2 separate regions of the Mus musculus genome follow, and region 2 is linked to region 1. The links are chromatin loops, found by intact Hi-C in ENCODE. Cell type or tissue: left cerebral cortex. All regions are shown on one strand. Each heading gives the region's core, and the rest is flanking DNA. Links, peaks and the distances in the headings are about the cores only. Region 1 holds the start of Galnt7 (polypeptide N-acetylgalactosaminyltransferase 7). Region 2 has its middle 26 kb from the start of Scrg1.

What was found. A loop is a pair of places that touch in the nucleus more often than their neighbours do. Peaks named below come from ENCODE experiments on the same cell type or tissue, not always from the same donor. Only the 100,000 strongest peaks of a DNase experiment are listed, where the experiment ranks them.
Region 2: it touches region 1 in a loop (2.1-fold over the local background); 6 of 42 quality-filtered maps call a loop at or near these places.

Annotation. Positions count from the first base shown.
Region 1 is chr8:57,643,343-57,658,415 of GRCm38, forward strand. Galnt7 (polypeptide N-acetylgalactosaminyltransferase 7) reads right to left here and starts at 9,713. Exons shown (of 12, transcript NM_144731.4): 1 at 9,511-9,713. The coding sequence starts at 9,636. AW046200 (expressed sequence AW046200) reads left to right here and starts at 8,411. Exons shown (of 4, transcript NR_040698.1): 1 at 8,411-8,645; 2 at 14,046-14,118. In left cerebral cortex, for the core only: a CTCF peak has its summit at 8,468; DNase peaks (open chromatin) are centred at 8,571, 8,851, 9,194, 9,482 and 3 more places; H3K4me3 peaks cover 2,694 bases; H3K27ac peaks cover 1,798 bases.
Region 2 is chr8:57,422,254-57,437,326 of GRCm38, forward strand. No RefSeq gene overlaps it. Among named protein-coding and RNA genes, the nearest start is that of Scrg1, 26 kb to the right of the region's middle. In left cerebral cortex, for the core only: CTCF peaks have their summits at 4,017 (motif pointing left) and 7,136 (motif pointing right); DNase peaks (open chromatin) are centred at 3,989, 5,564, 7,143 and 8,805.

The sequences.
Region 1 (15,073 bases), core at 4,285-12,284:
AAGCCAGACTGCTGAAATGCTGAGCCCAGTCTTCCTATCTGCCTCTCCATCTTTACATATACAACAGTCAAATGGATGCACACAATACTAACAATTGGCCTAATATTCTTGGCATCAAATTTCTTTTCTAATTTAAAAATTAAAATGATTTTTAGATAGCTTTAAAAGGCATACGAGTTTTAACTGAAAAGCACAAAAAGTCTAATATATATTATTATCATAATATTTAGTCCATGAATTATCACATTATCACAATTATAGACTACATAACAACTTAGAATACACATGGATGCCTATACATATAACAGTATGCAAGGGGAGGTAGGCACTCTACTGGATACAACAACCATTGTGTTCCTCTACGACTGTAAGTAGAAGCTTTCTAACAATCCTCCAGCGCCTCTTACGTAGTTCCTGGAATGAACTTCTTACCACTTCAGCTTCTTCATGTGAGCCAGTTTTCAAGTCTCGCTATTTACTGAGATTTGTTGAAGATGTTACATAGGCCCTGCACTCCCTCTCTTGGCTGAAACACTACAGGCTGCTTGACTGGGAGGTAGTGTTTCCACCGCTGCTGCCATGTGTTTCTGACCCAGCCTGTGTCAATACTGTGGCCTGTGAGTCTGATGATGGCCCTTAAGTTACCGTCTCCACGCTTCTGTGAGAGTGCTACTCCGCTGTAGTCTTGAAGTCATCAGCACCCTCTTCTCACTCCATCAAGCACTCATCCTCTCCTGGAGCAGGTCTATTCCAGTAATGTCACCTTGTTTTCCGTCTCTGTGCCCGTCTCCTGGGTAAGCCTCATCCTAGCCTAGAGACGATAATCTCCTACTAGCATTTAGCCTGCACTGTTTCCAGACTTTTCCTTGCCCCCCACCTCTGACCACACGTATCATTCACTCTCTCTCGAGGCTCATCTCTGTAGGCTCTCCAGGACTGGCTGTGGTCTTTTATGTTTTCACACACTTTGTTCCTGCGTCCTTGTCACAGTATATCCAACTCGTCCCCTTTTAAAACAAGCACTGTGCTGACACCCAACTTCAATTAATCTAGACGCTGGTTCTCTGAGATCCCACAAGCCCTAGTGGGGTTGGCTAATATAGTTCTTATCTCAGCTGCTGCAGCTGTTTACATCTGGCTGCCAAATCTGCCGCACAGGTGTATGTGTCATTTTATTTTATCTAAACCCTCGGGCTCGGAACTGAGATAGTCACCTGTTTATCCTTCAACCCAGGACACTTGAAAGGGAAGGGGGAGTAATGGCTGAAGGACAAGGAATAGAAACTGAAGCCATCACTTTAGTAACAGCCCACTGAGCTACCCTGCAGACAAGTGCTCTGACTACATCTCTAAGGTCATCAAGTTTATTCTGCACTGATCTCCTTTCTATTTCTCAAAACACTCAGGCTCCCATGTACCAGGGGCTTGCTTGGCTAGCAACAGAGCGACTAGGAGACTGAATGAATCCGAGGGTTCAGACGATGAATTCCCTGTCAAATACACAACATGGTGGCAATGCACGGAGGTGGAACTCAGAGAGGGAAGCAGGCCAGTGGGTCATGCCCTTCAGGACCGTATCGTGCCCTGACCCTAGTTCTGCTACCCACCCGCTGCTTCCTTGACAGCAGTGTGAGCTAAGTCTCCTCCACCCATTTCCCCTCCCATGATACTGAAAGCACTGACATTGTGAAGCAAAAGCAATACTGCTTCCTGGTTTAGCGTAGGTACTCTGTCAGGGATGAAAATACGGAGACCCCGACTCTCAAGTTAGAACACTTGAGAGTAGACACTACTGCTTGCTAAGGGAACAGTCCCGAGTAGAGGGTTCACTGCAGCAGCCTCGTCGACAGAACTGGCTTAGATCAAACTGGCATTCGAAGGTTGTCACAATTAACACTGCATATGGAATATCCATGCCTGATCCATAGTGAGAATCCAATACATCTTAGCCATGGTTGTTACTGCTTAATACTGTATAGCACGGCCAACACCTAGAGCAATAGAAAGCATTTAGTAGACATTTAGTAAATATTTGAAATATCCATAGAGTAAGAGTTGATATGTAAATGTCACTACTCTTCAATATCACCTCAAAAGGCTCCAAAAACCTACCCTAAATGTTAAATCAATAAAATCCCTCCCAGTTCCATAGCCCCTCATTCAATTCCCTTCAAAATGTGGTCAGAACTCTCTTCTCCAATCATATTCCACCACTCCTCACCAATAAAAGATGATATGCTTTCCGGTGTCACTGTAGTCATTTAGTCTAGAATGTTCCTTCTTGCCTTCCTACCTGCTCTAACCCCACTGACATTCACAGCTATCTAAATGCTATGCTTTAGGTTTTCCCTTTCAACTTTCACCGTACCTAGTACACAGCTCCTTAAAGATCTTTTGGTGGTCGCTACGTAGTCACACAGTTCATCTCTCTTAGAAAAGGCCTAACACCCTTGATATTTCCACATCTCCATAGCCCAGGGGCCTCAATACGTTATTTTGAACAAATGGAAGTTGGAGGTAGGGAGATGTTTAGAGGCCTTGATCTCTTTCTCTAGACATTAAGAGACCTAAGTATCTCTCTCTCTCTCTCTCTCTCTCTCTCTCTCTCTCTCTCTCTCTCTCTCTCTCTCTCTCTCACACACACACACACACACACACACACACAGGCACAATTTATTATTATGGACATTACTATGTGGCTATCAGGACAAGCCTTTAAAACGTCTTTACTATGTCACAGCTTGCTACCTTCTCTGTTGCATACCATCTGCAAGTCCTACAGCAATGGATAAGGTTTAACAACATTCAAGGTTGTAGAAACAACGGTTGGATGGGTATCAAGAGACGAGGGGTGTGGACAGAGAGGTATTAAGATTGACATATGAGAAAAACCAGTTGGTAGGCAGAGGGAAAATGGAAACTCTTCCCACCTGAGCTACCAGGTAACAGGCAGCATGTGGGGAAAGCAGCTCATAACACACAGGCTTAGGAGAAGGTGCGTGCTGTGGGAGAAGGTGCGTGCTGTGGGAGAAGGTGCGTGCTGTGGGAGAAGGTGCGTGCTGTGGGAGAAGGTAACGGGCAGAGCTTGCACGGGGCAGAGCTGCTGAGCGTCTGGCCCAGCTCATTGGCCCGTTCCAATCTCCAGGAGTGCTTTTTCTTTTTCTTCCCAATAAACTTCTCACTTCTATCCTTACTTGTGTGTCCCTGATCCAATCCACAGCAGTGTCAGAACAGAATACCTGGATATCTCGGTGGGTGCCCTTCATACTTCTAACCCCACTTATTACAACAGCAGTGGGTCCCAATTCCTCCTAAAATAAGCTGTCAACATTAATAGACACTCCACCTTTCCCCTCTTGTACTATCTATCTATCTATCTATCTATCTATCTATCTATCTATCTTTCTACTCTATGCATGGCTTTCATCAACTGCACACTAGAAATCTAGAGTCTTTATTTTGCTATTTTTGTTAGATTACATATTCAATCTCCAGGAGTAAGAATTAGCATTCAAAATATGAACAAAGGCAATTACCTACTTTGAAGCTGAACGATCATAATTTCCCTGCACTCAGCTAGTCACATTCTGCTGACCAACTAATTTTTTCCCTTTATGTATAACTACTAAGTTAGAATTTGCAAACAGTCGTTCACTCATGGTGCCAATTGAAAAATTGCTTTCCATTCCCAATGCATTCCTTTCCCTCTCTCCAATTTCCTTCAGCCTGACACGTGACAGCGTATAAAGAAGCCCACCCCTACCCTTCTCTTATCCTCCATTCCACACGGCTGGCCTACCAGACAAAGGAGTGATCCAAATCCAACGACGTTCAGCAGTTCTCAGTCCCTCTTTGCTGAAAAGGATGCACCCCACAAATGGTCATTTTTAAGCCTTCTCTACCAATTGTTACTAACAAAAACATTTGGTGCTGGTTAGGTTTTTGTTTGTCAACTTGAACCTCAATTGAGAAAATGCCTCCATCGGGCTGGCCCGCAGGCAAGTTTACAGGGATGTTTTCTAGATTACTGATTGATGTGGTGTGGGAGTCCCAGTTCCCAGTGAGCAGTGCAGCTCCTGATCCTAGGAGGCAGACGTGAAACAGCTGACTGGAAGCTGGAGAACAATCGCTCCGACTCCGCAGGCTTTCTCCAACATTCTACCTCAGTTTCTGCCTCCAAGTTCTTGCTTTGACTTTCCTCCCGGATGGAGAATATCAAGTGTTTCAAGTGTAAAATGCACCCTTTCCTCCCGAAGTTGCTTTTTTGGCATGGTGTCTATCACAGCAATGGAAATCAAAGTAGGCCACAGTTCCTCGAGATGCCCTCCTGTTGTCTGCTTATACAGCTACTGGATTAAAGAACAGCTTTGTTTCTTATAAGAGATAAGATAAGAGAACGTGGACTTGCACTTGGCAACCTATGAGCAGCCTCTGTGAAGCCTAAGTGGGAGGAAGGAACTTCTGAAAGCAGGGTGCTCCCCAGCCTGACTAAGGCCACTCAGTAGAGAACCTTCCCACAGAACCACAACATACAGCAATCTGGGGGCTCTACCAAATAAATGCTGAGGCTTACAGAGAGACCATAAAAGAGGCAACACCTCACTTTAGGTTATTTCATCCAAAAGGAAATTGATCAGTAAATTTCTGTAAATTCAGTACCAGAGAGAGAGAGAGAGAGAGAGAGAGAGAAGGTGGGAGGGAGGGAGGGAGAGAGAGAGAGAGAGAGAAGGTGGGAGGGAGGGAGGGAGGGAGAGAGAGAGACAGAGACAGAGACAGAGACAGAGACAGAGACAGAAAGAGGGGTTATGATCAGGGAACAAGAATTCTGCCTCTGAAGTAGTCAGTCTGTTCTGAAGCTTAAACAAAGCCCCCCGGCCCCCCCATGCACGCACGCACGCACATACACAGATGCTTTTGGTAATCTTCGAACTCAAATGCCTTAAACTTGATAACCTGGGGCTTCTATTGCCATGTGGGACGTGGAGAGTGCAAGCTTGAAAGTAAGAAAACAAAGACTTTCTGAGGCCTGTGGAACGCGTAGCTGGGTGAAGGCCACTGGAGGCTTCTGCTCTACCTAAGTGATGGTTTCACACAAATGCCATCTGCACCTGAGGCAAAGGCTCAGGATGAAGAGCCCATCCATCCTCAGTGCACTGAAGTGACTGGTACCCTGCAACCTGACAGAGATCAGCCCATGCACCAATGCCCAACTAAGCTGGACCCCTCTCTTCTTCCCATCATGCCTAGCCACTTAAAACCTCTTGCAAAGAATCAGTGGCTGAATCAGTCCTATTGAGAAGGCAATGAACTTAGCTGCCTTGGATTCTGCACAGAAAAGTATCAGTTTGCACACAGGTCTCCCCAATACTGCACATTTGAACACACACTCTAAAGCTAAAGACCTGCCAACATTTCCACTGCAAACCTTGCTCTCTTCCAAGTTTATGACTTAGCATGAGAACAGTCAGGGAGTATGCCTGGGGAAGACGGTGTCATTCTGGAACACACTAGTTTTATTTAATAAGTGGTGATCTTAAACTATCAATTAAAAAAAAAAGCTTACTTATAAACCACAAACAGAATGCACAATCTTGTCTTCTTAGCTTGTCCTAATGTAACAGTTATCATCTAGACTTCTTGACATCTCCCCTTCCACGTCCACCTTCCAAATCTTGGGGCCTTTACATCTCTGGCTGCACTTGAACCAATTTACATAATCACAGCAACCATCTGGCCAAACAATGTCAGGTGTGACCCCAACTTTTACTGTGGGCCTCCTGTCATCTGGTCTACAAACCAACGCATGCACACTTCCTTACAGGGAGCTACAGCGATCTTTCTAGAACATGAATATTGGTCATCTCTTTCATGCTTACACCCTTCAGTGACTTCCTACACTTAAGATGTAAACTCTTAGCGTGGTCCACAAGATCTAGCCTGTTTGTAGTATCATTCTATTTAGTATAACTCTCTGTGGTGGTTTGGACATGTTTGGCCCTGGAAGTGGCACTATTCAGAGGTGTGGCCTTGTTGGAGGGAAGTGTGTCACTGTGGGCGTAGCCTTTAAGACCCTCATCCTAGCTGCCTGGAAGCCAGTCTTCTAGAGACCTTCAGATGAAGATGTAGAACTGTGAGCTCCTCCTGCACTGTGCCTGCCTAGACACTGCCATGTTTCTGCCTTGATGATAGTGGCCTGAACCTCTAAACCTGTAAGCCAATCCCACTTAAATGTCCTTATAAAAGTTGCCTTGGTCACGCTGTCTGTTCACAGCAGTAAAACCCTAACCAACACACTCTCCGTGTTTCCATACATTGACCTTCCAGTTTCTCACCGTATCCTTGCTACTTCAGGTCTCAGGACCTTTGTACCCGCTGCTTCTGCTCCTTTCAGGACTGCCCTGCCCCACGTGCAGTTCAAACCTTTAGATTTCAGCTCAAAGGTCAGTTATTTAAATAAGATTTGTATACTCAAATCTCTCCGTTTTTCTCACCTCGTAAGGTTTCCCCTCATAACACAAGTGTATTCATGTGTTCCTTTCATAGCACAATTGTATCTGTATATTTGCCAAGGCTTGATAACATGTATTTTTCTCACCAGGCTGCAAACCCCGTGAAACTAAAGCAAGACGTGTTTCCTTAAATTGTGAGCACTGGACCTAGTATACAGCAGGCACTCACAAATGTTTGACTATATGAACAGAAATGATCATGTAATAGAGTTGTGGACATAGCTCCATGGGCAACATGTTTTCTGACCATGCAAAAGATTCCCTGGCACTCTACACATCTAGCATGGTGATACACGACTGCACTTTAATCCCTGCACTCAAGAGGTAAAGGCCGCAGGATCAGAAGTCTAAGGTCATCTTCAGACAGACTGGAAAGGTAAGGATATTTAAAATATCATTCAGCTTTGACAAACGCCAAGAGGCTCAGAAGAGGGAATTTTTGTCTTCACCTCACTGCTCTACAAAATTAAAGCAAAGACATCTTCAAAGTGCTCTTTACTTCCTGTAATAACAACTGTTCAAGACAGAAGCGGTCCTGAGTGGACGGAGCCACGGGCCTATCTGGTGGAAGCAGAGGCAGAACTTTCCTTCTGGAGGGATCAAAGAGGCCACATATAGAACCCACATCCAAGAAAGAGAAGCAGGTCCTCATAAAAGACCTGCAACCTCAACGGAAAAGTACCACAAGGTAGAGGAAAAACCCAGGACTCTGGGACTCAGCATCCCAATCGGCCCTAACTCTCCCCTAGCACTGGGTCTCAAGAACCCACAGGTTCCTTTTAATCAGAGGGAAGAGGCAGTCTTTAATGAACAAACACTCTTATGACATCTGACACCTAAATCGCTTTAGATTACTATTTGCTCGTAAGTTATTAATGCCCCCTGATACCTGAGCATTCTTTTTAATACAATGCTAGTAAATCTTGAAAAATCTTTGTCTATCTTGGGCAAAATACAGAAATGACAAGTTATACTAGGTCCATTGGCAAACTTATCAAATAAATTGTACAAAAAAATTAAGTTATGCTCACTTTATAGACAGTAAGGTGGGCACTATAGTTTATTATATATCAACACTAATAAACTACCTAGAAAGAAGTTATGATGCACCCCAACTTCTTTTTCCAACTTTTTGAGACTAGAGTCTCCTATAGGCCTAGCTGTCCTTGAACTTATATATGACCTTCTTCAGCTCCCCAAATGCTGGGATTACTGGCAGGCGCCACCGTGCTGGGTCCAATCATGGCTTTAAAAGGATCAGAACTACAGGACATTTTGAACATAACTAGTTATAGCAGGTTTTCAATTTCCTTCTCAGAAAAATGGGGCTTAGGATTTTCAGCATCATATAATGCCTCTTATATAAAAGAGCAGTTCATGACTTGAAAAAATCAATTTCAATATTCATCTCATCAAATCAGTTTGAGAGCAAAAATATACAAAAAAAAAATCACTCCAAACACAGTGAAAAGGAAAAAAAAATTCATCAATTTAGACTTTGGTGAGACTCCACTTCAGTAAGGCCAGCCCCAAATGCAGCAATTTACAGATTAAGTTGTGTGTGTCATAAGCATCAACTGAAGAGCCCTACTCTTGGAAGGTCGTCACAAGCTTTTCCCCTCAACTTCCTGACGCTAACTTTCCAAAAGTAAAATTAATAAAGTAGATTATGTAGCTGCAACGCTGATTTTGCAGAAGGCACTTTCTTAAGAGACTCCTCCCACGGCTGCTCAGCGTCTGTGTCCAGAACTCCTAGTGTCTCCCACTTCTTCTGAGTCTAACCTGGACTCGAGGTTGTGGGGCTTGGAGGGCTCGGGGATGAGGAACTCCGGGGGAGCAGGGGGTGTAACGGTTCACCAAGCTGAGGGGGTGGGGGTTAAGCTGGGGAGGTGCGAAGCAGTTCGCGCCGCCAACTGCCGGGGCGAGCGTAGCGCAGTGGCCGGATCCCGGTAACTAAAGTTCCGAGAAGCCTGACTAAACCCTCAAAGCCGGGACTGTCAAGACTAACGCCGGCGCCGAGGGCGGCAGACGGATGCGTCCCAGCGGAGCGCGCCTCTCGGCGTCAGGCTGATGGAACAGGCAGCGAGGGGCGGCCAGGAGCCGGCACAAGTTAGGTCCTCGGCCGGAGCAGCCCAGGTAGGGCCGGGGGACTGGAGCCCGCTCCGGATCCGCAGGACGAGGGAGCACAGCGGGCGACCGGGGCTCCCAGGCGCCCCGGTGCAGGGACGCCGATCCGGGTGGGGACGTGTCTCTCCCCTGTCCGGGAATCGAAGGGACAAGGGGTGCGGGGCGAGGCCTCAGCTACACGTTGCACCCGGCTCCCGGCCACGGGAGTTGCGGAGAGGCGGCGCCGTGGGCTGGAGCCCGAGGCGGACAGGCTAGGGGCGCCCCCGCGGCGAGCACCCGGACTGGGCGGGGACCACAGGAGAGGCTGGACCGCGGGGCCTGCTCCACCGGACCACGGCGGCGGCGCCGGCATCTCGCCTCCTTCAGGCCTGCACGCGCCACAGGCCGCAGCTCGGACCAACCCCGCGCCCGCCTGCCGCCAGCGCGGGGGTCGTAGCCCCGAGTCGGACGCCGAGCAGCCTCGGCTCCGGGGAGCCGACTCTGTCCTGCGATTCCGCCCCGGCAGTCCCGGCGTTGGAGCGGCCGCCTATAGCCGCCACCACGGCCGCCGCGGCGGCCGCGGTAGCGGCAGCAGCAGCAGTAGCGCGGGTGACGGCGCTGAACCCGGGGCGGGGACGCGCGGGAGGAAGGGGCGGCCAGGGGGCGGGCCGGCGGCGGCCGAGGGGTACCCGCGGCGTAGGGCTAGGCGCCCCCGATCGGCCGGCGCCGGGCCAGCGCCACCTGCGGAGCTGCGGCGCCCACGCGGCCGCGACCCCGCCGCCCCTTGCTCCCGCCACATACACACACACACACACACACACACACACTCACGCGCGCGCGCAAAAAAACAAGTTGCAGGTCGCCTCTGCCGGAGGGGGCCAGGCGGGTCACTCACCCTCATCCTGCTCAGTGGGCTCTGGTCGTCGGGCCGCGAGGACAGGGAAGACCAGAGGACCACGAGCCCCAGGAAGCTTCCCACCACCAGCAAACTGCGTAAGATGAACCCGATCTTCAGCCTCATCTTCCTCCGGCGGCGAGAGACACACAGCCCGGCGCAGCCGCCGCCACCGCTCTCCCCTCCCTCCTTCCCCCTCCCCCGGCCCTCCTCCTCCTCCTCCTCCTTCCCCCCCCCCCCCCCCCCGGATCACTACGCCCGCCGCCCTCCCCACCGCCTGCCCTCTCCAGCACCAGATCCGGAACTCCCCTCGGCTTTACCTTCCCCTGGCTCGCCCCTCCGCCCCCTCCCCGCGCCTGCCTCTGCACTGCTCTGCCGCACCCCCTCCCCTCCGCCGGCCTCCGCAGAGCTCCGACCGGCCGGCGTGTGTAGCTTTCCAGGCTTCCCTTCTCTCTACCTGCCCGCTCTAGCTCCGCAGTACCCCCTTCCTCCACCCGCGACCGCGAGAACCCACCCCCCACCACCCGCGAGTCCCTAGTAACCTTGGAACTAACTTAACACTTTCCCCCAGGTCTGGTCTTAGCCTTTGCCCTAAGGCTCCGCTTCCTAAAGCTTGCAGATCCCCAAACTTTTATTGTAATTAGGGACCAAAACTCTGTCCTTGACGCCCGTGCCCTGCCAGGATGCTGCCGCCCGGTGCCCCTCAGGTGGACCTGCAGACGCCCTAGGCTGCCCTGCCCTTCCCGACGCCCACTGCTCAATCTCCCCAGCCAGAGGCTTGCAGGAAGGAAACCAGGAAGTCAGCCACCGCTGCTGCAGCAGTAACTCCACGTGGCTGATTTATAGCTGTTTTTTTTTTTTTTAATCTTGTTTTTTCACAGGGCTCCTTAAGGAGGTGGATTTGTAATCGAAAGGCCCAGGTGAGATGTGCAAACACCACAGAACTAAAAGAGGACTCACTTGGAAAGGCAGTATTGCCTTCTCTCTTGGGCTAATTAGAAAGCCAAGTCGACTAGCTAATTCTCACTACGGTCCCTGTTAATGGACTTGCAAGTTCCTACTCTGGGGAAAGTGGATTTCGGGCTTTTAAAACGTTCCGTACATGCATCGTTGCTTCTCTCACAACTGACTTTTCCAGGAAAGGATATTGGCAAATGTTTAGCTACACGCCTCTCCCTTGTACATTGTGCCAAAGATGTCAATCACTTTAAATCACAGTCTGCAGTGTGTGCCATACCCCTAAACTACTCAATTTGTTGAACAAATGCTTTTCGGTAGCAGGTTTAAGGATGGCGTAAATTGACCTTTTTAATCCTAATATTGCCTTATCTGCATGTATTTTGCTTTCGAAACAAGTGAAACTTGGTTAAGTCTCCCCTAGTGATCAACAGTATATGCATTGTTATTCAGATATGGTTGTCCACTATTGAGAAGATGGAAAACTGACTGTGATTATGAGCATAGCTGGGAAGTAGCCCTCATCGCTGAAGTGATGGGAGCTCACCCAACTGCTGTTAGTAGTCTAAGATGACCTTGCCACCACAACTTGAAATATGCAAGGCCAAAAAGTTAGAAAATGATAACCAGGTATTCGGTTGTAAAAGCCGGTGTTCCTCTGAGTTCTTAACATTGTTTAAGTGAAACTGAAAGTATACCTTAAAATATACGATTTTCGCCACACTTGTTGGCAGTTAGCCTTTGTAGAGAACTCTTTAGAAAATGAGAAGCTATGTTAAATGATTGGGTCAGGAAAAAGTCACACTTAGCCTCTCTGAGCCTAGGGCCCTTATCTGCCAAAATCATGATTATAATACTTCATAGTATTGCCAAAAGAGATAATTGAGGCCAAGTGCACATGCAGATAATAAAATAAAGCACAGATAATACGAATAGGGTAAGTCTTGGTGATTATGGGTATAATTCTTGTGAACGCCGCAGCTATTACTGCATGTAGAGATTGCCACTCTGAGCTGTTTCCGACTTGTTGATCCTTGGGTTAGTGGTCCCTGAAGAGAGTAAAGAGTTGCACCTAATGGGAGGGGAGATATGAAGAAGAGAAGCAGTAGTCTCTGACAGGTTATGAGGTCACATGTGAATGGTGACAGGGTTGCCTTTGCCTCTGAGGCCAGCTGGAGACTCATTGCAAAGGAATAAAACTTCTGAGCAGACAGTATGTACCCAGTGGTTCACGCCTGTCGTCTAAGCTTTCTACCGCCTGAGATTGGTGTCCGATGTTCTTTGAATTCAGAGGTTTTCTCATCTTGCCAACACATGCACTGTCTTTGCCAAACAGTATAATCATCTTGTGTTTACTCTAAAATGTTTTCAGGATTCCACAGGTCAGAACCTTTTAAGGGTTTGGTGATGTTTAAAAAATCATCACCCACATGAACTCTGCTAAAGAGGACCTACACACACACACACACACACACACACACACACACACACACACACACACACACACGGAACTGTGCCTGCTTTGGGGCTACACTCTCCAGGGCATCTTAGCCTCCTCATACTGTACCCAAGCTAGGGGAACTATTTCTAAATGTCAGTGCTCGCCTGCAGGCCTTTCTACAGAGATCTCCTTTTCAAACCTGCAGTATCTTCTGACACCTTAACATTAAACTTTATTGTCAGTTACAAAAGCCTTTTCTAGACTCTAACCTGTTCCTGTACACCAAGATATTGGCCAGGAACCCCACCTTCTACTCCCTCTCCTCCCTAAGAATTACCACTTTGTTGTGACTGCTTAATTCCACTTGCGAATAAAAAGTTACATGACATTGGAGACTTGTCTATGGAGTTTGTTGTATTCCTGTGTCAGATGTGTAGGAAGGCTTTAATATTTTTGGTGGAACACTGGAAATAGTTGGACTAAAAATACAAAGGGGGAATAAAGCTTAGAAGAGGGCTTAGGAGCACTTCACCTCTGATTGTTCTCTACCTAGAGGCTGCCTTCGGAGAACAAAACATTGAAGGGTTTATTCCATTAGATCGGCGACTGTTTTACAGTAGTACTATCAGTTGGTAAGCTATTGTTTGCCACCTACTTTGTTGATAGTCTACCGTGGCTACTCAAGCTAAAAGAGTCACAGTTTCAATCTAAATCCGGATAGTCCCCCTAACAGTAGATTACTGTTCCTATCATAAGCATAATAAAAAAATCCTGTGCTGTACTCAATCTGGAATGAAACACTTGTCAAAGGCTGCCATTTGAGGGGATTAATGGTCTCCTACCATGTTTTGAAGGTTCATTGAAAGCTCTCTTTGATTTCATACGGTAGAATACTACATCTTCCTAGCTGGGTACTGTTTATAGCACCTGCAATACAGACCTCTTCTGACTTAGCCATTTTTGAAGAGGTAATTGAAACACATTTTGTCGTTCTTCTTCAAAACCCCAATCACCAGCTCTTTCTTGCTCTTAGAATTAATCCGAATGCCTCGGTTTGTGAGCGTGCATAGCCTTGTACCTTCTTGGTCACCACCGCTTCTCTATGTTACAGCTACGTCATTTTCTGTTTCTGAAACAGCTCAAGTTTCTTCTTCCCTGTAGACCTGTAAGCATATCGCTCCTTTTTCTATAACATACTTCGTAATTGTTACATCAGCTGCCCCCATAAACTCTATAATCATTCAAATTTCAGTTCATATGTCAATTTTTTTTCAGAAACTTTGCTCTCATCGGCCCTCCCCTCCCTTGCTAAGTTAGAAATTTCTGCTTCATTTAAGATCGACCTGGAAGGTCCCTCTTAGAGCACAACTCAGCCTTTGTATTTGTTCAACTGTCACCTCAATTAGCCAACGTTTTTAAGGGCAGGGACTGAGTTGTCGTTTAGCATTGTGTTCCTAGGATGTTGACAGTGCAAGACACACTCAGTGTGAGAGAGTGTGGGTGGGAGAAAGCATATCTCATGCACTCCCGGGGGAAGCATTAAAAGTTTTGGACATATACACTAACATCTTTAAAGACTAATTATACCTCAGTGCTTGCAAAAAGACATTATGAAAATCAATTTTTCTCTTAAAGAGTTAGGAAGGAAGGGCACATTGTTCTGGATCTTATCCAACCAACATGTGTACCATCATTCCTAGATAAACTGATAGTTCCTTCAAACTAACCACCTGTTTGCTGGAATGAATACACATGGCCCAGAACCTTATGGGTCTTTAATTGAGAACCTGGTACCCAGAAAAAGAGAAAAAGGATCCTGTCTTTTGCTGATAACAAAAATCATCATGGTTTTTTAATGAAATGGTTGAAATGGAAAGAAACTTGCAGTAGAAGGGCTAGAGAGGTTCAGCGGTGGTGGCACACACCTTTAATCCCAGCACTTGGGAGGCAGAGGCAGGTGGATTTCTTAGTTCGAGGCCAGCCTGGTCTACAAAATGAGTTGTGTTCCAGGACAGCCAGGGCTACACAGAGAAACCCTGTCTCAGAAAAAAAAGGGGGGGAGAACGGCCAGAGAACACATCTTGCTGCTTAAAGCTGGAGGTTTGACTAGACTTAAATTTCTAATATCCTTTTACAGGTTCACAGAAGACTCGGGCCTCAGCAGAATGATTAAATGATTCCAAAGTCTTCACCACTGAGCTTTGTCAATGGTGAATGTCTCTAAATCCGATTACATATAAACACCTTCATCAGCAAGCAGACAGGTACCTTCAAACAGCTGTCAGTTTAATACCACATCTCTCCAGAGATCTCACTTATTCAGCTCTGCCCAGAGCCTTACTGTCTTTAATGGGCAAATCTGATACTACAAGACAAACCAGCCTCTGTCCTGTTAATACGGATAATCTCTTGTACACAGAGCACAACCATTCTATAGTGAATGGAATGGAAAGAAACTATGTCAGCAAATGGGCCAGAGAATCCACACTTTGTAATATAAGAGCTATGGTTAGAGCCATATTGGGCAGAGTTCTGGACTCAAGATCTCCGGAGGAATGGGAAGGCTGTTGAGATCTGGAGAAGAGGGCGGGTCTGTGCTCTTCTCTAAGAGCTGATGGAAACGGCAGAGGATGCTTCACGCGTACCCCCACCTTTTGAAAGTTTCTGATTAGTTTTAACAAGAGTCGGGTATTCTTAGTAATGAACTATTCCTACAAGCCTTTTTAGACATTTCAGAGGAGATAAACAGAGCTGAATACAAATAAAGAAATCTGAAGCCAGACTGCAGAGAGATTCTGCAGGAAGATTATCCCAAATCCAGGAATTAGAGGTTGGACAGGAACTCATTATCTGTTGACTCTGCTCTCCAGCTTTCGTATGCTGTGCTGGGCTCACTGGTGTACACAAATCTCCTTTTCTCTCCAGCCATTTTTCTAACAACTGAACGATGAACAAGTATATTTTCTCTTTTATTTGAACACATGGCTCTATATTAAATCACTGTTTGGAGAGTCACACCAGGGACTTGTAAAGCCAAAAGTACTGCTCTTCTAGGGAGTTCAAAATACTGCCATTCGGATAAAGGTACCTTTTTGGCATATTGCAAAGAATTTCAAAAATTTAATTTTAATTACATTTCTTTTGTGGAGAGCAGTCTTAGGACTT
Region 2 (15,073 bases), core at 3,636-11,635, 220 kb before region 1:
GCTAAAGGACACAAAAAGGTAAGTAACTTCTTTGTAACATTGTTTCACTTCTATTAAATGAATTCATGTATATATATGAATACATTTATAGAACACACACACATACATTTTTTTCTCTTTCCAACCAATTTAGTATGTGAGGATCAAAGCAGTATTCTCTTTGGTATTTCTGTGGGAGTTAGTGAAACACGAATCTCTTTGTAACGGGAACAACACCAGCATCAGATGTTTTCTCTAATAAAACTGAGTTAATTTCCTTTTTGAGACAAGGTAAGTCCTATACCTCAGTCTGGCTATCCTGGAACTCACTACGTAGATTTGCTGGCCTCAGACACAGAGATTTGCCTGCCTCTGCTTTCCCAGTACTGGGACTAAAGACGTGCACCACTTCACCAAGGGAAAGCTGAGTAAATTCTTACCTACAGAGAAATCTGGACTTTAGATGATTGTCAGTAAATATCCCCCCGACACTTGTCTTGAAATTTATTGAGTAAGCAATTTTAATTGTTTAGGATGGTAGTTACTACATTAAATGCCCTCCAACCCCTGCATATATGTGCACACATGCACACACACACACACACACACACTTCTTATTCTGACATTTATTAAGGAGGCAATTTTAAGCTGTTTAGAATGGTAACTATGATAAGTGCTTTTGACTTTTAAACATGAAGTGGAAAACCTAGTGGTTGGAAAGCCCAGGGTTGGGGAGATAGCTCAGTGGGTAGAGTATTTGCCTGCAGAAAATCCTGGTGAAACATTTGCATCTGAAACTGAGGATTAAATCAGGCAGACCCAGGAGCTTGCTAGCCAGCAAGTGCACCCAAAATGGTGAGCCCCGTTGGAGGGCCACAGAGAAAGACATCTGATGTCAACTTCTAGACTCTGCGTGTGTGCACACAGGCATCCATGCCTGCTCATATGCTACATGCCCCACCCCAAAATGCAGAGATATTAAAAATATGAGGTGTACCATATATTGTTATATTTATGATAAAACTATATTACTTCAAGTTAATATCTATAGATTGTCAATCATTTTTCAATGTGTTTTGTTGTCAAGTGGTCAGAATCATAATATTGAGTTCTCTTATTCAGAGGCCAGTTATTTAACAATATGGGATCACTATCAATTTTTTTCATTATTTCCATGAGTTCTCCGTTATTTTGACCATTCCTTTTAAAAAATACGCCCACTGGTAGTGACGCATGGAAGCGGAGAAGCTGTAAATTATCTCTTTCACTGACTGAAGGGGGCGTTGCATGAACAGATGATCTACAGTTTGCATCAAGCATGTAACTTTGAATGCACTAGTTTCTCAATAAATCTTTAATTACTTAATTAGTTTCTCAATCCATTTTTATCTTCTGGCCTTTATCAGGTCTAATCAAACCCTGATTATAACAAAGGTGAAATTACCAATGATAATGTTCTACTAACAGAAATGGTAGATTGCAGAATCAGTACCCACATCAACTCTGCACGATTATATTATTTTAGCCTCAGAAGTATTTGAAAGCCACAGCTGTTGATACTGCTTTTGATTTGCCAGACCCTCTCACAGCCTACTTACTTCGTTTTGAACATGGCATTTGTACCACATTAAAGTTTGGCAAGCTTAATCCTCCCTAACCACAGGCGAATGTGAACACACTAAAAAAATATATAAAAATATATTTTAGCCAAAGCCATTATCGAGTGTATATTTGTTGGATTTGACTAAGAACCTCTAATTTGTTCATGTACAGTTGGCATCCTTTCATTCTGGGTGATGACTGCAACTTATATATTATGTGTCCAACAGCTGATTAAAGTGCTAAGCAGCGGTAGGGCAGAGAGAGAGAGACAGAGACAGAGAGAGACAGAGAGAGACAGAGAGAGACAGAGAGACAGAGAGAAAGAGACAGAGAGCCCAATCCTTCTGAGCGTTCCTTGTCCCGGGAACCCCCTACAGGGATGATTTTTCCCCACCCTCTTTCTCTGTCTGTTCCACACTGAAAGCATGGATGAGTAAGTCCCTCTCTCTCCCTCCCTCCCATTCTCTCTCTCTCTCTCTCTCTCTCTCTCTCTCTCTCTCTCTCTCCTGCCACCTCACAAAAGACTCTACCCTTACATTTTCTTGGCAACGACTACATTTCTTGAACAAAATCTATGTTCTCTGGTTTGCAAGAAACACTAAGCTGAACCCAACACCTCTAACGTTCCAATACAAAAAGTCCTCCTAGCTTGAGGCCCCACCATCCACTGAGGCACAGCAGGAGTAAGCAAGCTATTACGATTCTTGGGCTGCTTCGTTTATCCACAGTGCCAGCTACAGCCTGCGTGACACTCAGTGGTGGCATCCCTCCTGCACGACTGGGCACCACAGATAACGTTCCCGATAAGTTAAAAATGGCCATGAAGTGGGAAAAGGAGGAATTCTATAATTGTTGTGTGTGTCGAAGGGAAAGACCACTTTCCAGAGATACAGAATTAACAATTCTCTTGATTTACCTCTCCACACAAATCAGTATTCCTCAGTAGGGAAGATGTTTTAATGTCTCCCCAAAAGGACATCTGAATAACAATAACAATAACAATAATAATAATCATTGAGAATAAATTTACTCAAATCTTGAAGTTAAATTGGATTTATTTCTATCTAGAAACTGCAATGTATCAATGTCTTCAAAGCAAAACCAAATCCCCCTCCCTAAGAATGCTTCACTTGCTCAGTCATTCAACAGTCAGTCAGTTTCCATGAACTTACCATCCACGCTGTTGCAACATTGTTCACTTCAAGGAGTGAGATGGTGTGCAAACACACACACCACAGGACCTTGTATGTGGGAAGCCATAAGCAAAAGCAAATTTCCTTTTATTTCTCAAAGAATTACCCTTGAACTCATTGATCATGCAAACAAACATGCAATCAAAAGAACAGGACCTGTTTCTGATCCGTTGTCATTACTTCTTAGGGCCCACCTTTTCCATTGTTACACATTATGACATTTAGTCACAAGCTACCAAGCCAGTGTGAACAAGCCACACTCTAGACAGAGTCGTGGGCTGTGACCCTCGGTTCACCATTTATTTTACTGTTGTTGTAAAAAGGAAGAGAAAAATGTCAGTGAAGTATTCTAGTGTTAACAAGATATATTAACTACTGTTGTTTATTACCAAGACCAAAAAACAAAATCTAAACTAATAAACAATAACAACAAACTAACAAATAATAACCCGTGGAAGGAGTGATTTATTTTGGCTCAAGGTTACATACAGTCTATCATGACATGTAGGCATAGTGGCAGGAGCCTGAGACAGATGGTTACAGCCCAAGGCAAGGCACAATGGACACTGGTGACCTACACACTCCCTCCTTTTTATTCAGTCCTGGGCATGAGCCTATGGAATGGTACCCCCAGTTTGCAAGCAGATTAACCTATCTCAGTTGAAGCTCTCTGCAAACACCCTCATAGACACGGCCAAAGGTATGTCTCCTAGGTAAGTCTACATCTGGGCAAGCTAACAACCAATATTAACCACCAAGTCTGTTATATCCACACAGAGTCACACATGCACAAACTTGGGTAGGAAATGTTTGCTAAGATAGGTAAATAGCTTTACAATTACTTATTGCCTCCTCTGGTTGTTTTATTGAATATAACTTTTATTTATGAGCAATAATTTATACAATTGTGGATAGCCTTAAAGTCTATTTCTAGTCCAGCTTACAGAAATAAAATTTATATCTCCTTCCTTCCTTCCTTCCTTCCTTCCTTCCTTTCTTCCTTCCTTCTTTCTTTCTTTTCTACTTGAGTTCCAAGACCAGGTCATGTATAGAGGGGAAGCCAATTTGAGGTATCTGTTGCCAGGTAATGCCTTTCATGATCCATGCCAATTGTGACTGCCCAGTCCATACAGATCAAGAGACACCTAGAATGAACAGACTCTTGTGTAAACACAGATATGAAATGATTTGCCATCGACAATGTTTTAAAACTCAGCTCTGACCTCTACTGGCCACGTTATTAAAATACCACAGCAAGCATCCAGAAATGGTCTTTTATTTCATTCAGTCTTTTTTTTTTTTTTTTTTAAAGATTTGTGTATTATTATAGATACACTGTTGCTGTCTTCAGGCACACCAGAAGAGGGCATTAGATTTCATTACAGGTGGTTGTGAGCCACCACGTGGTTGCTGGGATTTGAACTCAGGACCTTCAGAAGGGCAGTCAGTGCTCTTACCCGTTGAGCTATCTCACCAGCCCCATTCGATCATTTTTAATTTAAAAAATTTTTCTTTTGATATCTATTCGTCTTAGGTTAGCATACATAGTTCATAACATGCATAGTTTCATTGTGATATTTTAAAATATACATGTCAGTGTACTTTGTACTTAATTACTCCCCTCCCACAATGACATGACCCATATTCCTGGCCCCTCCCTGGATGGTTCCCCTCTTTCCCCAGGTAGTGCCCCCTCGTGTATTCACTTAAATGCTTTGTATCAAAAATAAATAGATAGATAGATAGATAGATAGATAGATAGATAGATAGATAGATAAATAATTTATTATGAATACTTTTTATCTCTCACATTTTATAAATAGGGATTATAGTGGAAAAATGTTTTCTATCTTAAAATTTGCTAGGAGAAACATGCTGCAAACATTAAAAAGCTTAATGCCAAGTACAGCTGTTCTCTATCCTGTGTGTGTGGGGTCAAATATCAGATATCCTGCATATCAGAGATTTATATTATGATACATAACAGTAGCAAAATTACACTTATGAAGTAGCAATGAAAATAATTTTCTGGTTGGGGGGGTCACCACAACATGAGTAACTGTATTAAAGGGTCACCAGCATTAGCAAAGTTGAGAACCACTGTCCTACTATATTAGAGGGTAGAAAGTGCTTCATACACTTTATTTTTGGTTTCTTTGAGACGGGATGTCATGTAACCCAGGCTGTCCCTGAATTTCTGATTCCCCCACCTGCACCCCCAAGAGCTGGGACTACAAGCATGCACCACTACATTTGACTTAATATGTGATTTTTACAAAGATAAAAAGAAGGGCCATAAAGAGAATGAGGGAGTAACAATCTTAACAATGTGATCTCCCTCCCCCTGCCTCCCCCTCTCCCTCCCGTTTCTCCCTTTCCCGGTCCCCCTTCCCCCACCACTTCCCTTCTCCCCCTCTCTTCTTTTTCCCCATATCACAAATTAATTAAATAACACATTCTAGAGGCAATACCCTTTTTCTCTGGTAGTTTCTGCAGGTTTTGGAATCAGCCAGACTTGTGTTCCAACTCTGTCAGCCTTCGTCACAGAAAACAACCAAAACAAAACAAAATATCATCGACAACAGCAAAGAACATAAAACAAACAAACAAAAAGTCCCAAGTCCTCCGTAGCTTAAAAAGCAAACGTTTGTACAAAACCACATTGAGATAGCACCTCCCAGGCATCAAGATGACTCATAAAAGAAACACATAATGGGTCAGTAAGGATGTGGTGAGCTTTGCTGGTGGGAGACGAGCTGTTGTAGAAAGCACCAACATAAGAACAGAGTTACCATATGATCTGGCAATCCCATCTCTCGATGGAATCGGAAGCGGGGACTTGAAGTGAGTTCTGCATAGCTAGGCTCACAGCAATGTTGCTGAGAGTTACTCACAGGAGGAAACAACCTACATGTGAAAGCATACACAAAACACAGTAGATACACAGCACAGTATGATTCTACATCAAATATACAACAGTATGAAGGAACTTAGAGGACATTGCACTAGACAAATCAATCACAAGAAGAGAACGGCTATGTAAGTCACGGCGTGAGAACCGTTACATTGATAGAGGCCGTCGTGATGAAGACGGTGCCCCAAAGGTGCTAGAGGTGAGGAGAAACAGGAAGTTTCTGTTCAATGCATACAGAATTTCCGTGTCACAGGATGAAATGATAAGAAAATTCGGTGGCGATGGGTGCACAAGATAAATGCATTTTGCACCAAGCTGTACGCTTAAAAATTGATAAGATGATAGATTTTTATGTGTATACATTTTTACCACATTTAAAGCCTTTTAAACATTAGAAAAATAGAAGTGGCTGGAAAACATTAAAAACAAAGGTGTAGGGACTGCAGAGATGGCTCACTGGTTGCCTTTCCAGAAGATCTGGGTTCAGTTCCCAGACCCAACCCAATCAGCCAACAACCTCCAGTTCCAGGTGATCTGGTCCCTCTTTTGCCTTCCTCGGGCACTGCACGCAGATGATGCCCAGACACGCATGCAGGCAAAACACCCATACATGTAAAATAAATAAAATAAGATCTCAAGCAACAATATTTAAAAGACACAAAAAACATCTATTCATCTCATGAGCTGACCATAGATAGGTCAGCTGTGACTGATAAGCTCAACTCCTCTGTTAGGGATTAGTTCAGTGACCCATGTCATCTTCCAGGAGCTGGAGCTGAGGGAGGAGGCTTTGTGCTTTGGTAGAGACCGTCAGTGGTAAGGCAGACCTAATTGAAGTCACTCAGGCACATATTCATTCAAAGCACACCCTACTGACCAAAGAAAGCCCCATTGGTCAAGACAAAGAAGCTATTGGAAGCCCAGAAGTATGTCTTTTGCATACACAGGAAAGGGGAGCAAAGGCTGGGGAGGATGAATAATTTAGAATCAATAATTCAATAAAAATTGAATGAGTCACCCCCTGCCTTGCAATTTTCATGATCTGTGCCGATTACCAGTAGCAAATTATTTATACTGCAATTCACACATGTCAAGAGACACATAGAGTAAACAGATCCTGTGTAGATACAGGGGAAAAAGCAGTTGGCTGTCCAGGAAATGTTATTTGTCCACCTGTGAAACAGCAGTAAGGACAAGGATATTCTTCAGAAATTCACTTCGACTCAATTCTTTTGTAGGCTTAAAGAACAGTCGGGACCTGAAATTCAAGAAATATAGCGTAAGCTACTGTTCTTGAGCTATTTTACTACGACTTGAGTCCTGCATAAAATCAGACAGCTGTCTAAAACACCGCCGTGGTTCTTTCCCGTGGTAAAACATAGCCAATAGGTTAAAGTATTTATTAAAGGCATATTTCCCGCCTCTAAAGCTGCTTTTCAGTACAAACAGCAGGTGGCGCTCGACAACAACTTAAGATTGGAATTCCAAGGTTATTTTCACTTCCTGTTCCTTTATAAAGCAGAACTACAGCCTGTAATAAAAAAATAAAATAAAGTAAAAAAAAACAAACAACAGCATAAACCAAGGTGAGAACCTGAGTCTTTATGACCTTGCATCAAAAGGGAGGGCCCAAGAAGCCTGGTGAGTGACCGGAATTTCTAAAGTTTGTCTTTGAAACTTGGAAATCGCTTTCCTTCTGAGCCCAAGGTGTGAGGCTGTAAGAGCAGCGCGCTGTCGAGGGAGGGTATATCTACCTGCCATGCATGGGAGCAAGAGTGGCTGACAAGGGGAGATTCGCTCAGGAAGCTCTGATACTAACTCAGGTTGTTCACATCCTAGGGCCGAGGATGGAAGATGACTGTAGTAAGCAGATGAACGGATAATTTAGCACGCATTTAAGAGAGAGAGAGAGAGAGAGACAGAGACAGAGACAGAGACAGAGAGACAGAGAGACAGAGAGACAGAGAGACAGAGAGACAGAGAGAGACAGAGAGAGACAGAGAGAGACAGAGACAGAGAGAGAGTTAGTTGATGCTCCAGGCAAGGCCTCGGGGGTGGAGTGGCCAGTGGTGGACTGGGAAAGCACCCTGTCCGAGGCAAAGGGGAAGGGGGAGGGGTAAAGAACTCTGAGATGGGGAGGGGAGCAACATTTGGTATGTAAATAAATTAAATAAAGAATAGGGCTGGAGAGATGGCTCAGCGGTGAGCACTTCCAGAAGTCCTGAGTTCAATTCCCAGCAACCACATGGTGGCTCACAACCATCTGTAATGGGATCCGATGTCCTCTTCGGGTGTGTCTAACAAGAGTGACAGTGTACTCACATACAAGAAATAAGTAAATAAATCTTAAAAAAGAAGAAGAAGAAGAAGAAGAAGAAGAAGAAGAAGAAGAAGAAGAAGAAGAAGAAGAAGAAGAAGAAGAAGAAGAAGAAGAAGAAGAAGAGAAGGGAAGGGAAGGGAAGGGAAGGGAAGGGAAGGGAAGGGAAGGGAAGGGAAGGGAAGGGAAGGGAAGGGAAGGGAAGGGAAGGGAAGGGAAGGGAAGGGAAGGGAAGGGAAGGAAGGAAGGAAGGAAGGAAGGAAGAAAGAAAGAAAGAAAGAAAGAAAGAAAGAAAGAAAAGAAAAATATTTTGAAAAAGAAGTTTATTTGTGACCTGGAGGAGGGGGTAGAGGCAGATATGGGAGGGGACCAGAGAAGGACAAAAGGAGAGGAGACAGGAGGGAAGAAAGAAGGCTGTCCAGGAACACATAGAGAAGGGGGGCAGGGAGGGGGGAGGAAGAGTAGATGGAGAAAGAGAGAGACAGAGACTGAGAGACAGAGAAAGACAGGCAGAGAGATTTAGCAGGCTTTTAAACAAGAAAGCCTCGAATGATAGAACCCATTATGAATTATTCTGGGTAGCTCAGCCCACGAACAGGGCAGAGTTGTCCGGTGGCGGTCTGCTGTTGTTCCTGCACGTCTTGTTCGCACTGAGAAGACACCAAGAGTGCATCTGCCTGTTTAGCTCGTTGACTACCCTCTGGCGCTTAAATACGAATCTAAGAAAAGGTCTTGTAGGCACTCGGCTGCTGTGGAGAACCGAGGAGTGATCCAAATGACTAACTGTGACTATCAGCCCGTCTCAGTGGCCTGAGAGACAAATGTTCTCTTACTCATCTTTCATAAATGTGCTCATTGAATGTAGGTCAGCTGTGACTCGTGGGCTCAGTTGAGCTGAATGTTCTCAGGAAAACGTTTCTCTTGCAGCAGTTTGTTGGTGGTATTTTAAAGTATTACGGCAGCCTTCTTGCATGCCACGAGATGATATAATGGAAAGAGCAATGGCTTCAAAAGACACATTATTAGAATTTAGCTCTTAAGTATGATCTCCATGTTTCTACACAGACCTTACCAGAAGAGAATCCCTTTGTTTTCAATTTATAGTGTTCTCCGTTACCCGCAGCCAGTAACCTGATTTCCCTGACCCTCTGTCTTCTCCATAGTGTAAGAGAAAGAAAACATATTACAAACTCCGAACGAGAATTCAAGGCAGAGGAGCTGCTGCATCTTCAATAAGATGTCATCAGAGGCTGGAGAGATGGCTCAGCAGTTAAGAGCACTGGCTGCTCTTCTGAAGGTCCTGAGTTCAAATCCCAGCAACCACATGGTGACTCACAACCATCTCTACCAGGATCTGATGCTCTCTTCTGGTGTGTCTGAAGATAGCTACAGCATATTCATAAATAAGTAATTTTTTTAAGATGTCATCAGAAGGGACTGGCTGGTGAATTGACTCAGTGAATATGCATGGACAAGTGCAAGGATATGAGTTCAGATCCACAGAACCCAGGCAAAGCCAGACTCAGCAGCTGTGGTGGTTTGATTAAGAATAGGCCCCACCGTCCGGGCGTGATGGCGCACGCCTTTAATCCCAGAACTCGGGAGGCAGAGGCAGGCGGATTTCTGAGTTCAAGGCCAGCCTGGTCTACAAAGTGAGTTCCAGGACAGCCAGGGCTACACAGAGAAACCCTGTCTCGAAACAACAACAACAGAAAAAAGAATGGCCCCCACTGGCTCATACATTTGAATGCTTAGTCACTGGGGAGTGGAACTGTTTGAAAGGATTAGAACAGTGCTTCTCAGCCTTCCTGATGCTGTGACCTTTTAATACGGTTCCTCATGTTGCATTGCCCCCCAACCATAAAATTATTTTATTGCGACTTAATAACTATAATTTTGCTACTGTTATAAATAGTAATGTAAATATCTGATATGCAGAATATCTGATATGTCAACTCCCCAAGGGTCGAGACCCATAGGTTGAGAACTGCTAGATTAGAAGGATAAGGAGGTATGACATTGTTGAAGGAAGTTTATGTGTGTAAGGAGTGAGGCTTCAAAATCCTATGCCACACCCATTTTTTCTCTGCCTGCTGCCTGCAAGTCAGGGTATAAAGTAGACCTCTCAGCTATTTCTCCAGCACCACATCTGCCTGTCGTGATGATAATGATCTAAGCCCCCGAGACAGTAAGCAAATCCCCCAATTAAACACTGTCTTTCGTAAGAATTGCTTTGGCCAAGGTGTCTTTTCACAGCAATAGAAAGAGTAACCAACTAACCGGGCTCAGCCTTGGAATTCCAACAGTCTCATGATGAGCTGGGAGGTGGAGAATGAGCTGAGTCCAGTTAGCCTTATGTGCACGATAAGCAAGAACCTTGCTGTTCTCCATCAAGGTAGGTGAGCCACGACACCCGAGGTTGTCCTCCGACCTCCAACCTGCTCTGAGGCCCTACACGCAGTGATAAAAGGTCATAAAAAAAGATTCCCACATCCTTCTCTTCAAACTTTAAAGTTCTCTTTAAACTTCTCTAAAGCTTAAAGAACAGGGTGTTTTTATGTGAATCTTCCGTCTACATTTCAAAGGTGATGTCTTTGGTGATCTGTGGCCATGCTTTGTAACCAATGGCGAGCTCTTGCGGTATGATCTTAGAGAAGGAAATCTGCTGAGCTGAAGTACAGCCCAAGTCAGGAACCCAAGAAGGAAAGGAGAAGAATCAGTTACACAATGGGGTCCAGTTGCTCCATCTCTACCCAGCTGGAAGCTTGTGTCACAACAGGTCAGCCACAGCCCCACGAGCAATAAACATCCTGAGTTGCAAGCCTCGTCTTACCATGTCACTTTCATAAATCTCAGTTGCAGAGGGCAATTCTATTTTGTTTATGAAGTGAGTTATGAAGAGATTTATCATCACAATTAGCACATTTGTCAAGTCTCTAATGTAGGGAAGGGGGATGTTAACATATGATTCTAATGTGTCTGTTTTGCATATGAAGAGATCATCCACTCCTTTCAAGGGATACAGGACAAGGTCTGGGATAGAAGACTGGTACTGGGTCCCGTTTCTTCCATTCATTTCTGTAGACAGTCAAAATATGTTGGTCGCTGCCTGGTTTGCTTTCATATTGTTGTGATAAACACCATGACCAAAAGCAGCCTGGGAAGGATAGAGTTTGTTTGACATCATGATTCCATGTTCATCACTATGGGGACAGAGGGCATGAAGCTTGAGGCAGGAACTGAAGCAGAGACCATGGAGGAATGCTGCTTACTGGCTTAGTTTCCACAGCTCGGTGAGTTTGCTTTCTTACACAACTCAGGACCACCTGCCCTGTGGAGACATTGCCCATACCAATCACTAATTAAGAAAATGTCCAGGGGACTCATCTCTTGGCCAGTCATATAAAAACCTTTTCTCAATGATATTCCCTCTTTCCAGATGACCCAAGCTTATGTTGAGTTGACAAAAACAAAACAAAACAAAAAAAAACAACCAACAACTAACCAGCGAAGTCACCAAGAAGCCAATGGAAAGACAGTCTATAATAAACAAGTGTGTAATATCTATAGTATTATGATGTGTGGCCATTTACTCCCAAGGAACATGATAACCAAGAGAGAAGACTTGAAATGATGCTGTTCTGCCTTTGAAAGGCTCAGGGATGGAACACTGTGGCAAACCACCCAAGCCCATGCTCTCTGATGGCCGAAAGGCAGGCACACTGAACACTCACCCACAACTGTAGCAAACACGGCTGGCAAAGGGATGGGGGGCATGGCTGTTCTACTCTTGTGGCTCTGAGCTCTCCATGCTTCATACAGTCCAAATGATTCCCTTTCTGACTTGCATGATCAAGGCAATGGGAGGTTGTGGGTAGGCACTGTCCCCAGTAGCATGACCTTCCCCCTCTCTTTTCTTGTTTACGGATACCACACCTCCTAATAATGTAGGCTGCCCACAGTTCACCCCCCTCGAGTCTAGAGGACAGCAATGACTGCTGCAGAAAGCTACAGGGTCGTTGTTTGGCGAGACTGTAGGATCGTAGTCTACAAAATGTAACTGTTTCTGAAGGTCCAAGGAGATGAGGCACCACACTGAGTCACGGAGATGATGCAGGATGATCTTCTGGTGGTTTTAACGAAGCCAGTAGGAGGATACCTTTCTGGGATGGTCTGAGTTGTATGTAAAAAGAGAAGCGAGAGATAGGGAAGAAGGCCTGAGCATCCTGAGACGAAGATTCATGGAATAGCGAGATGGAAAAAAAAAGGTCAGTTGTTCGTAATGGTTTGCATATGCTCGGCCCAGGGAGTGGCACTATTAGTGGCCCTGTTGGAGTAAATGTGGCCATGGCTGAGTAGGTGTGTCACTGAGAGTGTGGGCTTTAAGACCCTCATGCTAGCTGCCTAGAAGAGAATATTCTGCTAGCAGCCTTCAGATGAAGTTGTAGAAATCTCAGCTCCTGCTGCACCATGCCTGCCTGGATGCTGCCATGTTCCTGGACTTGATGATAATGGACTGAACTCTAAACCTGTAAGCCAGCCCCAATTAAATATTGTCCTTCTAAGAGTTGCCTTGGTCATGGTTTCTGTTCACAGCAGTAAAACTTTAACTAAGACAGTGTTGGTGAGAATATTATCTTCATCATTGCTAGATGATCAGGTCACTGGTCTAACCTGTACTAGCCAAATCTGACGAAACTACTGGGTTAAACAAGATGTAAATGTATTGATTAATGCTGGCAAGATGGCTCAGTGGGTAAAAATGCCAAACCCGGTGACCTAGCTTCAGTCTCTAGGACCTATATGATGGAAGGAGAGCACTGAGTGCCACAAGTTGTCCCATGACATCCATATTTGAATTGAGTCACACAGGTAAATAAGTAGATAATCATTAATTAATTATTAATTAATCAGAACATTGAAAAATTTAGGTTTACTCGTCTGTAACATATATGCAATAAACTTATCTAGTGACCTCCAAACTTGTTTCCTTAGGTGAAAATATAGCCTACTTATCAGCAAGAGTCTAAATTCATAAATAAGAAAAATTTTAAAGTAAGTTATTTTAATTTATTTTATTGTATTTATATGAGTCACTGTAGCTGTCCTCAGACACACCAGAAGAGGGCATCAGATCCCATCACAGATGGTTGTGAGCCACCATGTGGTTGCTGGGAGTTGAACTCAGGATCTCTGGAAAAACAGTCAGTGCTCTTAACCACTGAGCTATCTTCCCCATCCAGTAAAGATATTTCTTATGAACAAAGATTCAGAGCAAAAAACCAAAACAAAACAAAACAAAACTAGAAAACCCTGAGATGTGTTTCATCTGTGGCTGAACAGCCTTCTGAGGAAATGTGCTTCCCGGGTAACCTAGACACTAATTCTCAGAAGTTTCTCTCTAATCTGCAAAATGTTTGTTAGAAATCCAGCAAGACACTGCCAGGCTAAGGGTGCAGCGAACTGAGCAGAAAGCTTGCTGATGCACCTGAAGCCCCAGGGGTCATTCAGCACCATATAAATGGGGCCTGGGGAGGAAAAAAACCCGCAACTCAAACCTCCGCTACCCAGTTTCCCCTCTCCTGAGCAGGTACGGGTGTCTAACTCCTGCTCGTCCCTGCCTGCTCTTCCCCGCCTGTTCGCCCCACTTCCACAGAAGCAGCAGAGCTCGTGGTCTCTTCAGTTACATCTTGACTCTGCTAGCTGTTCTGACGGAAGGTCTTCAAGATCTTGGAGCTTTAAAACATATGTGACAAATGCCCCCAGTCTGCCAGGAGGCGGGAGGATGCCCCCCATAGCCTTGTTCCGCAACAGTTATTCTGTTCATCTGTGGGATGCATTTGGTTGCATTTGTTACGTGTTTTATTTATTTTGCCACCCAACATTCCCACCTTCTGAGAGAAGATGTGAGCAAACTCCCCGCCGTTCCCCCACAAGAAAGTAATTTCTTCACCTTAGGTGGGCCATCTGCTTCTCCTAACGAGGCTGCTTTGGGCTTGAATTGAATACATCTTGTCCTGGGCGTTTTGCCAGTTGTAGGCTCCAGGAAATGGAGCAAGTAAAAGTGGTTTCCTTGTGATGCCAGGCCGTCTTTGAAATGCAACTCACGGAGTCAACCCCAAGGAAACTGTATGCACGCCCATAGGAGTGTATAGTGTCAGGAGTCCCAGAGCCAAAATCTAAGCTGTGCTTGCCTTTCCTAAGATGCAAGCCCTTTGAGCATCTGTCCAGATGCACCCATGGCGCAGAAAGATGGAGACGGAGCACTTGATTAGGACCCAAAAGAAAACTCCTGGATTAGAGGAGCCCTGGGTGCAGATCATGGTCAGTGGTCTCCCTGCTCTGACACCATCTGCAACAGGCTGCTTCTGCTACCCAGCCACACTGACAGCACTAGCCACCCGGGAACGAAAGCCTGCGCTGAAGTTTTCTCGCTAACTGAAACCTGTCACGCATAAGATCATGCCGGTAATTCTAACAATTCAGTAGTGCCTTAGAAAATATGGAGATGATTTAATGAACGTCTTTCTTTCTGAGACAGATTGAAGTATACGCACATTCATGACAAAATAGTTTAGTTTAGTTAAATATTACAAATAAATCCTTTAAGATCTGTATCGGTTGATTGACTAATAGAAATTTGTAGCATTTATTTACAAAACGTTTGCAGCCATAAATGTTGCCAATTACTCTGCACATCGTCTTCAGATCAGACAATGTGGACTGGGGGAGGGGGCTCAGGGAGGGGGCTTTATTTGGTGGAGTGTGAGAATACTGAAACCCATCTCGGCCTGGTCAATTTAGGGAATTATGGACTTTACAAGTGAAAATTGTACTTACCATTTGCTTCTGGGGATGGGTCTACCAAACTCAGCAAAGGGTCCTCACTCAGTCAGATTCCCCACACAAGGTCAGATCCATTAACAGCCTGTCATGAGCCAGGGAGATGCTCATGGATCCACTAACCCTCAAGGTTGTAGACTCAGTGAATGGCTGCTGGGGATGGAGGAGCTTTGTCCTCCAGTGATATAATCACTGGGACAAATTTATGCTCCTGCGAACAAACCA